Linked DNA regions of Homo sapiens: region 1 is linked to region 2. A link is a loop called in an ENCODE intact Hi-C map of the cell type or tissue named here. Cell type or tissue: ascending aorta. All regions are shown on one strand. Links, peaks and the distances in the headings refer to the core of each region. The heading gives the core; the rest is flanking DNA. Region 1 has its middle 32 kb from the start of C1orf198. Region 2 holds the start of LOC124904548 (a long non-coding RNA gene).

The links. Peaks named below come from ENCODE experiments on the same cell type or tissue, not always from the same donor. Only the 100,000 strongest peaks of a DNase experiment are listed, where the experiment ranks them.
Region 1: it touches region 2 in a loop (4-fold over the local background); 2 of 110 quality-filtered maps call a loop at or near these places.

What each region holds. Positions count from the first base shown.
Region 1 is chr1:230,899,036-230,901,957 of GRCh38, forward strand. No RefSeq gene overlaps it. Among named protein-coding and RNA genes, the nearest start is that of C1orf198, 32 kb to the left of the region's middle. In ascending aorta, for the core only: no CTCF peak of the experiment used is centred there; a DNase peak (open chromatin) is centred at 1,156; H3K27ac peaks cover 703 bases.
Region 2 is chr1:230,823,460-230,826,381 of GRCh38, forward strand. LOC124904548 (a long non-coding RNA gene) reads left to right here and starts at 1,041. Exons shown (of 2, transcript XR_007066939.1): 1 at 1,041-1,557. In ascending aorta, for the core only: no CTCF peak of the experiment used is centred there; DNase peaks (open chromatin) are centred at 1,342, 1,842 and 2,492; H3K4me3 peaks cover 1,035 bases; H3K27ac peaks cover 2,500 bases.

The DNA of each region.
Region 1 (2,922 bases), core at 163-2,662, 76 kb after region 2:
ACACTGGTAGTAGCCCTGCACCCACCACGTTGGGAGAACAGGTTTGCAGATGGAGAGAGGAGCAGAAAGGAGAGATAGAGCCCGCTTCCAGCACAGCTGAAACATTTTGAGGGTCCAGGGCCAGAATATAAACGGACCCACCTATCACGTATCTAAAGACTTGGAAGTTATAAATCCATTGTCAAATAAAACATATCCTGTCTTCCTACCTTAATAAATGTATCTTCATGAGAAAAAAAAAATGGATATGGAACATGTGTAAAGCTACAGGTTTAACATATTCAAAAGTTTGCAAAATGCCTAAGACCAGTGCATTTAATCATTATTACACATTTGGTGTTCTCAATAGGCTCTGACATCAGCCAGAGTAATAAAGATATGCATGATTCAAAAATCACATTAATTCCTTAAAATGTATCATTCTTGCCTTCATTTCAGCAAAATCACTAATGTGGTTATATTCAAGATTTTTACTGAATTTGTGCTCTATCATGAGTTATGGATTAAAAAGAATTTTTAAAAAGATGTAATTGTAGTAAAAATATACCAAATCTGAATATATTTTTTAAAAATTTAAATAAATGTAAACATTTTTAAACTTGATTTTTAAAAAAATTTTTACTTTTAAAGTGTTCAATATGATCTATTAAAATTAAAGGCAGTGTGTGGATTATAATTTACAAATATTAAATTAAAACTCAAACCTTTAAAGCTAAATTTTATTTTAAAAATATAATTGCAATTTTAAATATAAAAATTATTTGCAATTCTAGCATTCGATGTCCATCTGGTTACCAGTGTAAAGAACTGGCATCATGCTTTACCTGTTGTGGCTAGACCTGCATATCTTAAGTTACCACGTGCAACTGTCACATAGGCCATGCTAATTCATGCGAACCTCCTGAATTGAAACAAAGCAAAGAAAAAAACAATCTAGACTACTGGAAAAAGGCACGTCACTATGTAAGAATCCAGTGCATTTATACTATCCGAAGGGAAGAATTTGACAAAATAGTTTTTTCCCCTCTTATCTAAGGCATTTCGATTGCTCAAGTAATTTTTGGAAGGAATGTGCCAGCATGTAATTTCAGTATTATTGGTCTCCCAAGGATGTGGAGCACAAAACCAGGCTGCTCAGTGGTCAAGCTAGCATCTCACTCAGAGGGCCAGAGCTGTGCTCCTACCCACACACATTACCAAAATCAGAGTATTGGTTAACGCTGCCCTGAAGGGAGAGCAAGAAGAAACCTAACAGATACAGAAAGGGAAAGAAGAAGGGTCAAGTTGCATAGGAACAGAAGAATGAAGATTATTTTAATGAAAATGTTCTTGTAATAAAAGGATTACAAAGTCAAGATTTTACTTCTAAGGCTCTTAAAATACAAGTGTTCATAGATGATAATTTTTAAAATCACAAACAGAAATATAATATTAATTGTTATAATGATAGGAGTGTTTCTGGAAAAAAATTGGAGGTGTAAAGGCTGGAGTAAGCCTGAGATAAGGTGATTTTTCTTATTGGATTAATCTTAACAGAAATCACTTATAGGCTGACACAAAATAAATGGGGTGATAATATAATGGATGAAAATCAGATTTTATAATACAAAAGAAAACAGCTATAAGAATGGACCAATATTAATTAAATGACACTTGGTGGAGGCAAAAAGATTAAATGGTAAAGCTTTATTAAACAGACACAGCTGCTAGGGAAGACGGAAGTTAGAGATTTTTAGTTGACTTGGGTCAATAGTGTGATGAAGCTGCCTTCGAGAGCTACTGTAGTCTGCTGTGTTTATATGAAATCTGTGATGTATATTTATTTATATGTATAAACATGTGTTCACATACATTCTGGGGTGCTGGTAATGTTCTGTTTCTTGATCTCAAAGCTGGTTATGTTAGGTTTGTGAAGATTCACCAATGTGCACACACATGTGCATTTTTTGTATGTATGTTGTACTTCAATTAAAATATTTTATGGGACAGACCACATGTGGACTATTATGTTTAGTTATGAACATTTATTTCATTTTAAGGAGTATGAAGAGGCGGTGGGAGGAGCCACAGAAGGAGCTATTTAGGCTGAACAAGCGAAGGCCCGGCAGGGGAGCTGTCTGAAGTTTTTTTGTGCATTCCGCTCAATGATGGTGTTTACCTAGGTTGACCGCCAGCTCCGTGGCACTACCTGAGTGACCTCTGGGCAGCTACTCACCTCTTTTTGTCCCAGCTTCCTCAACAGCAAATTACAGGAGCTTGACTAGATGATCTGAGAACTCCTTAGCTCTCAAGTGCTATGAGCATTAAAAGGCATGTGTATAAAACAAGTATACATGTATCAGAGTTAGTTGGTTCTCCCACTCATGTTTTTCTTACATGTTGTATTTTTTTTTTTATCCAGCTGTGAAACTGGATGGTTAACATTTATGTACTTACCTGAAACAGAAAGTGCTACATTCACTTTAGAAGTTACTTCTATACCAAACTGGTAATTCAAGGAGTTAATTTGCATGTAAAAATTGTTCTAGTACTTTGCATTAGAAGCCTACTAATGGAAAGATTCATTGATTCAGAATCTATTTTTGGACAGAGATGTATTATTTTAAATTCTGATCCTAGTAAGTGACAATTTCCAGTTTTTGTTGGGCTTATACATAAGCCTTGACAAATCTGATCATTTTGACATGATCTCTAGAGTTGTGTTACACAACAAGCCAATCCGCCTGGCCCCCGATGGATGACTGCTGGAAGCCCCTTGAGTAATATGGTGGCATTTCTACCTGGTAGACAGCCAAAAGCAATCAAGCTCCTTGACAGAAGGGCTTATTTGTTTAAGGCTAAGAATGCGGCAGTCAAATCCCCGCTGGCCCCACCACCACTCTCCACTGAGGACTTACTACGCATGGCAAACACACTAGGCAA
Region 2 (2,922 bases), core at 116-2,615:
AGGCAGCCACCACCCCTGATGTGGTGCCAAAGTCGGACCAGATGCCCCAGTAACGGGATGCTGGAGATGTTGAGCCAGCTAGCATCCATCCTCGGAGACACCCAGAGCCTCTGGACAGCGAGCCAAAGGAAACGATTCTAACAGAGCATCTGCCTCCAATTACTCAGGAAGAGCACAGCACTTTGGAGAACACATTTTCTTCCACAAGCCAGGGAGGAAACACATGTGGGATCCAACAGGAACCCCATCCTGGCTTCCCCTCTCAGTCACACTGCCAGGTGCAGGGCGGGATGAGGACACATGGCTTTGCCTCTGCAGCATAGAGACCCACAGAGGGGACTGCCAGGAGCACCATTTAGAACTCCAGAAGGCTTGCGACGCTCAGAATCTCAGCAGTCCCTCTGTGGAGTGGTTCTTATTTTTCTGAATCAGGGACCCCTTTGAGAATCTGGTGAAAAAAAGTTATGAGACTGTTCCTCCAGAACATGCACAGACACAGAAGCACATGTGTGTCATTTCAGAGCGTGGGCAGACTCCCTGACTGCCTGTGGACTGCAGGTTAGTTCCTGTCTCCTCTGTCTCCCTGGAGCAGGTGACACATGGCTAATAGTGTTCAGAGCAGGACTGGACTTCAGAACTCCAAACCCAGAGCCTTTTTATCTCTCTCCCACGGCCTCCATCTGCCTGACAGATTTCAGAGCCTTTGGAGAGCCTTGGAGAATGGAAACTTCCCTGTGTTGATTCTAACCTGGACTTCATCCAACCCTGAATCAATAACCCCAGTGAGGCCCCCTGCCCCCCCCTCACACTTTTAAGACTTGCATTCATGGCTTGAAGTCCCATGCCCCTGGGAGGGTGGCTCAGGGTCAGCCAGGTATTGGATGCCAACAGACTTGTCTAGGAACTGCTGCCTCCACGAAGGCACTGAGCTTGGAGACAGAGCAGCAGGTCTCATCCTCAAGGTCTCATCTCCACCAGGCCACAGGGTCCCAAAAAAGTCACATAGTAAACAGAAGGGGTATTTTTCAGGCCCAAATTATAGCCTGAACTAAACTAATGAAACCGGCTTATTAGGTCAACTGTATTCACTGGGGGAATAATGTTCTTTTTTCTCCAACTATACTACCTATGAAATTCCTCTTCCCTTCTTTGGACAATATCTCCACCATTCCCTAAGGCCTTCTTCTTAAGGGCAATGACTCACCTTCTGGCACTAAATGTCCAGCTCAGGCCCAGCTAGCTTCTGGGTGTCCAGTTTGCACTCCAGGCGGTGGACGGGCCAGGGGCTCCCACCATGGTCTCTCTTGCTGCCCTGCCATGGAGACAGCCCCAGATAGCCCCCCACATCATAAGGGGTTTTCAAGGATGTGCAGAGGGAGGACATACATTGCCAGAGCCACCTGGAAGCGGTGAAGCCAGCAGAAGTGATGCCTACCAGGTGCCAGACGCTGCTCCAGAGACCAGACATTCTGCAAGCCTGCCAGAGCCTTGACTCTCAAGGAGCTCGTAGTCTAATGGACATGCGAGTGAAGGATGCTTTCATCTGGCAGCAAGAAGGTGAATGTGCTTTGTAAAATGACTCAATTATTAAGATCATAGAGAGCAGAGACGGTTATATATGTCGATTTTTATTACAGTTTAATCTAGAAAATCTAAAAATAGCTACATGAGTCACCAGTCAGGAGATGTGTTTCAGGGTAGATGGCAGTTTGCTGAGCAAAGAACCAGGAGGCTATGGGGAGAAAGGACATGTTGTAACCCTAGTGCCTGGAGGGCACTAAACCTCTATCCCTGCTTCTGATTCGCATTTGCTACATGAGACAGACACTGATACAACAAAACTGTAAGCAACTCTCCAAGCTATAGGATGCAGCTGTCACCGAGTTTCAGGGGAAGGAAAGGGCACCAGAGTTTGCTTTCGGGCTGCTTTGATAATGAGTTCCCTGATAATGACAAACAACACAGGTTAGGTTTCTGCTCTGTGCCAGTCTCTGTTGACTGTGCTTGGCAGTGTTATTCCTTTTGTCCTCATACCAACCGTATGACATAAAACTATTGTTTTACTCATATTACAGATGAGGAACTTGGGAAAGAGAAAAGTTAAGTAACATGTCTTATGTGACTTACTAATAAGAAGGCACTTAGAAACGGAAACTCTTTCCTAGGGGTAATTGAAGCAATTTGTAATTGTGCCCCTGACGGGACATAACCAATGGGTAGGGGAGGATTTTCGTGAGTGGTCCAGTTCTAGAAAGCAGGTCTTTCATGTAATAGCACATTTTCCTAAATGGCATTACAAAAGTGGCTGTGGCTAGAATCCCAAGGGATTTGGGATTCTGGCAATGAGGAGAAGTGGAGAGAAACTGTCCAAAGTGCAGGCTATTTATTGATCACAGAAACCCTGCGTCAGTGCTGACTGAGTCTGGGATGCAGGCTGATGCAAGGAGAGTGAGTGATTCTGGGAGAAATCAGCTGTTCTGCCTGCCTCCCATGGGGCCCTAAAACTGCACCGTCTGCCTCAGTGCACTACCAGTGCAAGAGCCCCTGTTGGAGGAGGGAGGGCAAAGGCCCTGGGGAGAGCAGAGCTGGATATGCAAGGGCTGGAAGACAGAAACCAGTGTACGCAGGGCTGGTCTGCCAGAAGCAACATTGGGCACCTGCTTCTCCAGCTGCCCAAGGCCAGGAGGGCTTCTCAACCACTGTCCTCATCCACTACCCCTGCTCTGGTGCTGCCAGGCACAGAATGCACCTGGAGGAAGAGCTGAGTAGAACGAGAGCTGGAGGGTGGGAGCTGCGTGTTGGAGGGAAGTTGAGTATGACTTAGGTCCAGGCACTCGACACCCCCTCTATGGAGTCAGCCCTCGGGGAGTCAGAAAAACAGAGGTAGCCAATCCCACTGCAGGGAGCTGGCAGAGTCAGGTG